Regions from separate parts of the Homo sapiens genome. Here region 1 is linked to region 2. A link is an interaction called in ENCODE POLR2A ChIA-PET data of the cell type or tissue named here. Cell type or tissue: Panc1. All regions are shown on one strand. Links, peaks and the distances in the headings refer to the core of each region. The heading gives the core; the rest is flanking DNA. Region 1 holds the start of C2orf74 (chromosome 2 open reading frame 74). Region 2 has its middle 6.3 kb from the start of COMMD1.

The links. Peaks named below come from ENCODE experiments on the same cell type or tissue, not always from the same donor. Only the 100,000 strongest peaks of a DNase experiment are listed, where the experiment ranks them.
Region 1: POLR2A ChIA-PET joins it to region 2 with 5 read pairs; 5 of 35 experiments call an interaction of 5 or more read pairs at or near these places.

What each region holds. Positions count from the first base shown.
Region 1 is chr2:61,158,182-61,163,566 of GRCh38, reverse strand. C2orf74 (chromosome 2 open reading frame 74) reads right to left here and starts at 1,379. Exons shown (of 5, transcript NM_001143959.4): 1 at 1,247-1,379; 2 at 958-1,151; 3 at 612-725; 4 at 335-515. The coding sequence starts at 1,052. All of the region lies in intron 1 of C2orf74-AS1 (C2orf74 antisense RNA 1), which reads left to right. In Panc1, for the core only: no CTCF peak of the experiment used is centred there; no DNase peak of the experiment used is centred there.
Region 2 is chr2:61,896,715-61,902,099 of GRCh38, reverse strand. It overlaps a transcript of COMMD1 not described here. Among named protein-coding and RNA genes, the nearest start is that of COMMD1, 6.3 kb to the left of the region's middle. In Panc1, for the core only: no CTCF peak of the experiment used is centred there; a DNase peak (open chromatin) is centred at 3,095.

The DNA.
Region 1 (5,385 bases), core at 60-5,059, 740 kb after region 2:
GCAGTGGCGATCTTGGCTCACTGCAACCTCTGACTCCCGGGTTCAAGCGATTCTCCTGCCTCAGCCTCCCAAGTAGCTGGGATTACAGGCGGGTGCCACCACGCCCAGCTAATTTTTGTATTTTTAGTAGAGACGGGGTTTCACCATGTTGGCCAGGCTGGTCTCGATGTGCCCTCGTGATCCGCCCTCCTTGGCCTCCCAAAATGCTGGGATTACAGGCGTGAGCCACCCGCCCGGTCCTCCATCTCCTATTATTATACCTAGCTGAGGAATGTACCTTATTTTCAATCAAACAAATTCTAAACTGCTCTTTGAGAGTAGAAAAACACATCACCTCTTCTTGACCAGTTTCTCCAGCATTCTCAGGCTCTTGCTTCTCATTTATTTGGTTCTCCTCTTCTGCCTCCATGTCCCTTCTGTTTTCTAAGGGTGTGGCCAACACTTCCTTACTCTGTCTCTGGACAAGAATGCCAGGCCTCATCGGCACATTCAAGTTCATGACTTGCATTAAGATCCTAGAAAATTAATCGGTAGAGTTTTAAACATTCATGCATCCTCATCCCCACTATCAAACACAAAATGGCCTCTGCCACATCCTGCACCACACTCGCCTTTCATGGTCCTCTGGATTGCTTGTCACCACTTTGGCAGCTGCACAGTCTACACCTCCGTTTGCATCTGTACAAGGCACTTTCTTTGTCTCTTTACCTTTCCTGCCTTGGAAACTGAAAACAAACAAGCCACAAATTCAGAAAAGGAAGAATGGCCCTGATTTTAAGGTGTGGTATAGAAACTTCACGTTTAAACAGGATATCAGCATTTCTAAAATGCTGAAATGGAAAAGTAGATAATTATGGTATCATTACTTGTTCTGTTTTAAATTGTTTTACATTATTTCTATACACATTTGCTAATGTGACTTGAAATCTGATCCCAATTATCAGCATGGATTTATACCATTTATATAAAAAAACCACCAATAAGAGGAGGATGCAAATGAGGCAAATTAGAAGGATGATGAAGAAAGTGATTGCTGTGGTTTCAAAGCTCATAGGTTTAGCTAGAAGACTCATCCACTCTCACAATCACAGACTGTCCAAATATTCTTTTCCAGCTCAATTTGAATGCAGTTCTCTTGTTCTTTAAGTTTTCTAGAAACAGAGGAATAAAAAGCTGTTTTCTTTGTTGTTCTTTTGGTCAGTTCAGCTTCATGAAAGATGCTCTGCTTGTTGCAGAGTTGACTCACACTGGCTAATTTCTCTCCATAACTGTGGTGGGGGCTGAGGTGGCCAGAGGGGAGACTGAGCTGGGACATGTGTGATCACGCAGCTCACCTCCCTCACCCCAAAAACTATCAGGACCCAGAGGAGAGAGGAATCGGAACAGCTGGAGCTGAGCCCAGCTCCCCATTCTTCTCTCGTCAGTGACATCATAGAATCATGGAGCCCTTGAGTTAGAGAGACCAGAGAGCCAGTCCAACCCAGTCCATCACCTGGAGGCTGGAGAACCACGAGGCTGTTGCCTGTTCGTCCCCCTCTTCTGAGAGGTCCAGGTTAGAGGCCATTTGAAACTGTCTTGACCATTCTTTGAGCAAGGATTTTCTCCCTACTCTCCAAACATCACCTTTCCTTTCCTAATCTGAGCCTGTTTCTTTTATTGCTTCTTTCACAGACCATGAACAATTGGTATACTTCCTTCTTATGAAATCCCTCTCTATAGCCCTGAGCTCAAGGCTTCACTGTGGAATTCTACCAAACATTTAACAAAGAACTAACACCAATCTTTCTCAAACCTTTCAAAAATTGAAGAGGGAACACTTACTAGTCATTCTATGGAGCTGGCATTACCCTGATACCAAAGCCACTACAAAAAAAGAAAGCTATAGACCAATATCCTTTATGAATATTGATGCACAAGTCTTCAACAAAGTACTAGGATACCAAATTCAGCAACATATTAAAAGGATTACACACCATGACCAAGTGGGACTTATTCCTGGAATGCAAAGATAGTTTAGTACACAAAAACCAACCAACGTAAAACATCACATTAACAGAATGAAGGTTAAAAATAAACATATTATCATCTCTACTGATGCAGAAAAAGCACTTGACAAAATTTAACACACTTTCATGCTAAAACCACTCAACAAATGAGAAATAGAAGTAAACTACCTCAACATAATAAAAGCCATATGTGAGAATCCTACAACTATCATCATATTCAATGGTGAGAAAATATTTGTAAATCACATAATCTGTTAATGGACTGATATCCAGAATATATGAAGAACTCCTACAACTCAACAACAACAAACCCAATTTTGAAACAGGCAAAGGATTTCAAGACATTTCTCCAAAGAAGATATACAAATGATCAATAAGCACATGAAAAAAATGTTCAACAACACTAATCATTAGGGAAGTGCAAATCAAAACCACAGTGTGTTACCACCTCATACCCAATAGGGGGGTTATTATTTTAGAAAGAAAAAAAAGTATTGGTGAGGATATGGAGAAATTGGAACCTTGTGCACTGTTGGTGGGAATGTAAAATGGTACAGTCACTGTAGAAAACAGTATAGCAGTTCCTCAGAAAATTAAGTAAAGAATTACTATATGATGCAGTAATTCCATTTCTGGGTGTATACACAAAGAATTGCAAGCAGGGATTCAAACAGATATTTGTACACCCTTGCTCATGGCAGAATTACTCAAAATACCAAAAGGTAGAAAAACCCAAAATGTCCATCGAAGGATGGATAGATAAAATGTGGTGGCTGGGCATGGTGGCTCACGCCTGTAATGCCAGCACTTTGGGAGGCTGAGGCGGGTGGATCACCTGAGGTCAGGAGTTCAAGACCAGCCTGGTCTCTACTAAAAATACAAAAACTAGCTGGGCGTGGTGGCGGACACCTGTAATCCTAGCTACTTGGGAGGCTGAGGCAGGAAAATCGCTTGAACCTGGGAGGCAGAGGTTACAGTGAGCCAAGATCGTGCCATTGCACTCCAGCCTGGGTGACAGAGTAGGACTCCATCTGAAAAAAAAAAAAAGTGGTATATACACTCAGTGGAATACTATTCAGCTTTAAAAGGAATGAAATTCCGGGCTGGGCGCAGTGGCTCATGCCTATTTAATCCCAGCACTTTGGGAGGCTGAGGCGGGTGGATCACCTGAGGGGAGTTCTAGACCAGCCTGGCCAACATGGTGAAACCCCATCTCTACTAAAAATACAAAAATTAGCCAGGCGTGGGGGCAGGTGCCCGTAATCCCAGCTACTTGGGGGGCCAAGGCAGGAGAATTGCTTGAACCCAGGAGGCGGAGGTCGCAGTCAGCCAAAATTGCACCATAGCACTCTCCAGCCTGGAGAACAAGAGCAGGACTTCATCTCAAAAAAAAAAAAGGAATGACATTCTGATACATGTTACAACTTGGAAGAATTTTGAAGGCATTATGCTAAGTAAAGTAAGCCAGACACAATAGGTCACATGTTGTATGATTCCACTTATATGAGGTACCTGAAATAGTCAAATTCATAGACACAGAAAGCAGAATCATGGTTAGCAGGTACTGCAGGGAGGAAGAAATGGGAAATCAGTGTTTAATGGCTGTAGAGTTTCAATTTAGAATTATGAAAAAGTTCTGGAGGCAGACAGTGGTGATGGTAGCACAATAATGTGAACATACTTAATACCACTGAACTGCACACTTAAAAATGGTTAAAATGGTAAATTTTATGTTATGTATATTTTATCACAGTTTTAAAAATTATTTATGGAACAAAGAAAAGGGAATTTGTCTGTAAAGTGGCCAGGTATACAGCAGGCATTGCAAAACCAAAACCACCAGCACATACAGATTTTATTTCAATCTCCACCCTTTGTTCAATTTGTTTCCCCACTGTGAATGTTCTACCCCTACCTCAGCCCTTTACCTGTCCCACCTCTCAATCCTTTTAAGACTTAGTTCTTGGCCTGGTGTGGCGGCTCATGCCTGTAATCCCAGCACTTTGGGAGGCCAAGGTGGGCGCATCATTTGAGGTCAGGAGTTTGAGACCAGCCTGGCCATCATGGCGAAACCCCGTCTCAACTAAAAATACAAAAATTAGCCAGCGTGGTGGTGCATACCTGTAATCCCAGCTACCTGGGAGGCTGAGGCAGGAGAATTGCTTGAACTGGGAAGGCAGAGGTTGCAGTGAGCTGAGATCGTGCCACTGCACTCCAGCCTAGGCAACAGAGCGAGACTCCATCTTGAAAAAAGAAAAAAAAAAAGGCTGGGTGTGGTGGCTCACGCCTGTAATCTCAGCACTTTGGGAGGCCAAGGCAGGAGGATCACAAGGTCAGGAGATTGAGGCCATCCTGGCTAACATGGTGAAACCCCATCTCTACTAAAAATACAAAAAATTAGCCGGGTGTGGTGGCACGCATCTGTAGTCCCAGCTACTTGGGAGGCTGAGGCAGGAGAACTGCTTGAACCCAGGAGGTGGAGGTTGCAGTGAGCTGAGATTGCACCACTGCACTCCAGCCTGGCGACAGAGTGAGACCCCGTCTCAAAACAAACAAACAAACAAACAAACAAACAAACAACAAAAAAAAACTTGGTTCTTGGATTCTCTTCCATTATGCAATCACCATCCATTGGGCTTCCTTTTGAAATCAGCCCAATTGTCCCATAAAACTAATATGTATAGTTTGCTGAATAAACACAGAAATGGACTCTCCCCTGGTCTTAAAACTTGAAACTATCTCATCAGAGTTTCTTCCTCAGGAAACTGACCTTCAGGCAAGGAACTGAAACCCATCAGATCACTACCTCCAGACAATGAGACACCAGACTCCCCATCCTGACTGCTTCCTTACCCCTCCCTACTTCCTGATTTTCCGCCTTCCCCACTATGTAAATCCCTCAATCTTAATCAACTGGGGAGACAGATTTGAGCCTTCATCTCCTGTTCACCTCAGCTGCACCACCAGATTAAAGCCTAAGCCTTCTTCCCTGGCAATACTCGTTGTCTCAGTGATTGGCTTTCTGAGCAGCCAGCAGCAAGACCTAGACAGAACCCCTGGTGTTTCAGTGACACTTCCAATCGTGCTTTTTCTGAGTTCTCACTTGATATAGAAAACACCTTGTCACTTATGTATATCCCAACCCCTTGCCCTATCCAGCTCCAGTCCCAGGCATGCTGGGAAGTGACAGGGTCTTTCATAGTCTTTGTAATTTCTCACCTCCTACCCCCAAGGTCTTTCATAGTCTTTGTAATTTTTCACCTCCTACACTACACTGATTTTTATTCCCTCTTGTTAACAAAACCTGTTTTCTAACTCTTCACAACAAGAATGCCTGATAGTAACTCTCATGGGTATCTGGACCTTAATGTGGGCCTAA
Region 2 (5,385 bases), core at 264-5,263:
CAGAACTTTGGGAGGCCAAGGTGGGTGGATCACGAGGTCAAGAGATCGAGACCATCCTGGCCAACATGGTGAAACTTCATCTCTACTAAAAATACAAAAATTAGCTGGGCGTGATGGCGCGTGCCTGTAGTCCAGCTACTTGGGAGGCTGAGGCAGGAGAATCGCTTGAACCCAGGAGGCAGAGGTTGCAGTGAGCCAAAATCATGCCACTGTACTCCAGCCTGGTGACAGAGCAAGATTCCGTCTCAATAAATAAAATAAAATAGAGTCAAATCTATCAACCTACGTAGAAAAAGTCTGGAAGTTTATTCACCAACATAGTTATAGTGTACATCTCTTAGTAACTGAGGATGGCTTTCTGCTTATCTGATTTTTCTAAATATCTACAGTGTACATGTAATACTGTTGTAATAAAAAGTTATTTAATGAAAAAATTAAATAAGTAGTAGGTCCTAAAATAAAATTATTTTTTGTGGGGGGACAGAGTGTCACTCTGTTGCCCAGGCTGGAGTACAATGGCAGGATCTCTACTCACTGCAACTTCCACCTCCTGGATTCAAGCAATTTTCATGTGTCAGCCTCCCTAGTAACTGGGATTACATATGCACACCACCACGCTGACCTAATTTTTGTATTTTTAGTGGAGATAAGGTTTCACCATCTTGGCCAGGCTGGTCTTGAACTCCTGGCCTCAGGTGATCCACCCACCTCGGCCTCCCAAAGTGCTGGGATTACAGGCATGAGCCACTGCCCCCAGCAATAAAAATCTTTCAATGAAAGCTTTAAAGGACATGTGTATTCTACATTGCAGAGAAAAGCCATGAACCTTGCTTTTTTTAAAAAAATGTGTTTTGGTCGTGCGCAGTGGCTCACACCTGTAATTCCAGCATTTTGGGAGGCCGAGGCAGGCAGATCACCTGAGGTCAGGAGTTCAAGACCAGCATGGCCAACATGGTGAAACCCTGTCTCTACTAAAGATACAAAAATTAGCTGGGTGCGGTGGCAGGTGCCTGTAATCCCAGCTACTCAGGAGACTGAGACAAGAGAATTGCTTGAACCCAGGAGGTGGAGGTTGCAGTGAGCCGAGATCACGCCACTGCACTCCAGCCTGGGTGACAGAGTAAGACTGTCTCAAAAATAAAAATAAAAATAAAAGTGTTTTAATTTAAAATTTTTATTTTCCATGTCCACTGAATATGAATCTTAAACTTTTTGATATTACTAGATGCTTTCAGAATCTGATAAAAGCCTCAGACACTTTCTCCCCAAAATATAAACACCCACCAAATGTAGCCTACAATATCTATTGGCTACTTTATCCCTCAGAAGTCTTTCTATAAACCCCCTAGTTTTCCATGGGTCCTGACTGTAAACTAAAAATAAAATCCTAAGCCTCCCACTGAGTGAACAGACCTCCTCTTGGCCAAGGGGACCCCAGAGAAACCTGAAAATTGTGTTTCCACCCATAACAGGAAGAGATCAGACATTCATCCTTCTACTTCCTCCCTTTTAGAGTTTAGACACAACTGACTGGCATTAATGTTAAAATAGGGATCATAAGACTCTGTGGCAATAAGATACCAAATTATAGAAAGACCTAAGGCCATGCAAGGCAAGAGTTAAGTCATGCCTGCAGGCCATCAGTCTTGCTGAATAGGTCATTTTGACGCAAAATATTGTGGCTAACTCTGACATAGCATCCTTATCTTCAACATTTCTTTCTTCTGACTCCAAGTTTTAGACAGAGCCTTATGACTTTAACCAATTGCAAATTAAACAATCTCTGAATCCACCTGTAACTTGTAAGTCCCCACTTCAGCATATCCTGACTTCTTGGACCGAACCAATGTACACCTTCCATGTGTTGACTTACATCTTTGCCTGTAACTCCTGCCTCCCTGAAATGCATAAAATTGTAATCTGACCACCTCAGGACCACTTACTCAAAGTTCCTTGGGTTTGTGTCTTTCCCAGGCTGTGATCAGTCACATTGGCCCTGAATAAATATCTAAAAAATTTTACAGAGTTTGGTTTTTCTTTTAACATGACTAAGAACTCCTGAGTACTCCCAGCTCTAATTAACCTTCACAAGAAATACATTACTCTTTTAGAAGCAAGTGAAAATACAGGCTGGGCGCGGTGGCTCACACCTGTGATCCCAGCACTTTGGGAAACCAAGGTGGGCGGATCACTTGAGATCAGAAGTTCAAGACCAGCCTAGCCAACACAGTAAAACCCTGTCTCTACTAAAAATACAAAAATTAGCTGGGTGGGGTGGCACACGTCTGTAGTCCCAACTATGCAGGAGGCTGAGGCAGCATAGCTTGAGCCAGGGAGGTTGAGGTTGCAGTGAGCTGGGATCACGCCACTGTACTCCAGCCTGGGCGACAGAGCAAGACTCTGCCTCAAAAAAACAAACAAACAAAACAACAAGAACAACCAAAAACATTGCTATCATTATTTAACTCCTACTCAAATGTATGTGTAGAAGAGGCAAAATTTTACCTCTGCCCTCTTAGGGTTTTTTGGCTGGACTCGAGAATTAAACTTAACATTAAGACAGGTTAACAGGAGAAAGACATACAGACTTATTTAATATAAGTTTATATTATTTAATATAATGTATGACATGGAAGCCCTCATAAGTAAATGAAGACCCACAAAAGTGGGAACACTTAAATGCTTTTATATTAGGATGAACAAAGACAGGCAATGGCAGAAAAGTAACTAAACTATGTGGGGAGGCTAAAGGAAGATAAAAATTATTTTAACAAGGTCTGTTTGTACAGAATTTTCTCAGTCTCAACTTCCCATCCTTGACAATAAGAATGTTGCCTTCCTTCTGGTAAAGGGAGGACATCTTCCATATGGGGGTTTTATCTCCTGCTTTAAAGAAGAAAAGGGGAAGAATCAGAGTCCCTTCTTGCACCTATTTTTTTTAATGTGTCTTTAGCTCAAAATAATCCTTATGCCAAAGTGGCATATTTTGGGATAGCATATTCTGCCACATATCACTGGACATATTACTGCCTGCCTGAGCCTACAGCACGTTCCAAAATATCAGAGTGAGCAATAACATAAATTCCTGTGCCACCAGGGGCTGCTATTGCCAATGTAACTGTTGAAACTTGGTAGCAGCTGCATTTTTAGAATGGCTTTCAAGCAAAAGGATCCAAGTACAAAGTTTTATTTTATTAACTCTCAAAACAACCTATTTTGTAGATAACAAAGCTGGGTATAGGCCTATTAAAAGAATTGTCTAAGGCAAGGAAACGGTAAGAAAAAGACCCTGAAGCCTTGATGCAAAGGGAAATTATAAATACCTAACTAAGCCCTCCTTGTAAACAGGTTTCCTTTCTATTGTGGCCAAATAGGTTTTCATCCTAAGTTCCATTAAGCAACTGGTCCCAGGCAAGTAATAGGTGTTTTTTTAATGAGGTTTTCCACCTCTGAAAACATTAAAATATTATATAAAACGTGAACTGAAATGTGTGCAAACCCAAGGGCCCCAAAGTTTTACAATGAGCTCTACCTGCCCTCTGTCTCCATTCTACTTTCTCCAATTCTGCTGTTATTAACATTCACCCTTCGCTCAACTGGCCACTCAACAGATTTTATTTTCTTGAGACAGGGTCTCACTCTGTCATCCAGGCTGCAGTGCAGTGGCGTGATCCCAGCTTACTGCAAACCCAACCTCCCTGGCTCAAGCTATCCTTCTGCCTCAACCTCCCGCATAGATGGGACTACAGATGTGTGCCAGCCCGTCTAGCTGATTTTTAAACTTGTTTTAGAGACAGAGTCCCACCATGTTGCCCAGTCTGGTCTCCACCTCCTGAGGTCAAGTGATCCTCCCACCTTGACCTCCCAAACTGCTGTGATTACAGGTGTAAGCCACCATGCCCCAGCAACAGGTATTAGTTGAGAGCATTTGCAATCCATTCTTCTTGGCTCCAGGAGATACAGAAATGAATGACTGTCTCTGCCTTAAAATCTTACATTCTGGTAAGGGAAAATTACATGTAAATAAATTATTAAAATACAATGGACTGAGTTGTTATTACTTAGTACCTAAAAGTAGCTATCAGGTTTGCTGGTAGAAGAAGATTCCATTAATTCAGCTGGAGTAGGTCAGGAGAGGCTTAATGGTGAATATCAGAATATGCTGCAGATGAAATAACTCGTCCCTATATATGGAGGCATGAAACAGAGTGAGGTGTTGAGTCCTCTGTAAATAGTATAGCAAGAATGGAACCAGGAGCCTAGGGTAATAAATCTGAAAAAACAGACAGGGCCTAGGACATAGGGATAAAGAGTTTACATGTAATGGCCAATATATATATATTTTTTTTAAAGACAGAGTTTTGCTCTTGTTGCCCAGGCTGGAGTCTAGTGGCGCAATCTTGGTTCACTGCAACCTCCGCCTCCTGGGTTCACGCGATTCTCCTGCCTCAGCCTCCTGAGTAACTGGGATTACAGGCATGCACCACCACGCCCAGCTAATTTTTTGTATTTTTAGTACAGACGGGATTTCATCATGTTGGCCAGGCTGGTGTCAAACTCCTGAACTCAGGTGATCCACCCACCTCGGCCTCCCAAGTAATGCCAATTTTTATACTTAACCATTGGGAAGTGTAGAGAAGGAAAAATCTTTCCCCTTCCCATCTTAGGGTTCTTGGCTGGAGCTCTGTAACAAAACACAACTTAACAAGAGAAAAGCATACAAATTTGTTTAATATAAGTTTTACATGACACAGGAGCCTTCATAAGGAAATGACCCAAAGAAGCAGTTTGAGCCATATGATTATATGCTAAGTGGGACAAAGAGTAGTAAATTGTGAAAATATGGACTTGGTCTAGGGTAGTTAATCATGGAGAAGTGACCAGGAAGATAAGAATTCATTTAACAAGGTTTTTTAATACAGATTTTTTATGGCCTTGATTCCCTATTTCTGGTGTTAAGAATATCCTCTAGGTGGGCACAGTGGCTCACGCCTGTAATCCCAACACTTTGGGAGGCTGAGGTGGGTGGATTGCTTGAGGTCAGGAGTTCGAGACCAGCCTGGCCAATATGGTGAAACCCCATCTCTACTAAAAACACAAACATTAGCCAGATGTGGTGGCGGGCACCTGTAATCCCAGCTACTCGGGAGGCTGAACCATGAGAATCACTTGAACCTGGGAGGCGGAGGTTGCAGTGAGCCGAGATCAAGATGGTGCCACTGCACTCCAGCCTGGGCGACAGAGCAAGACTGTCTAAAAAAAACAAAAAAAAAAAAAAAAGAAAAGGAAAAAGAACACCTTTCATATGTGAGTTTTATCTTCTGCTTCTGCTTTCAGGAAGAAAAAGTCAAGTCAGAGTACCCTTTATGCATCTGCTGTTTTTTA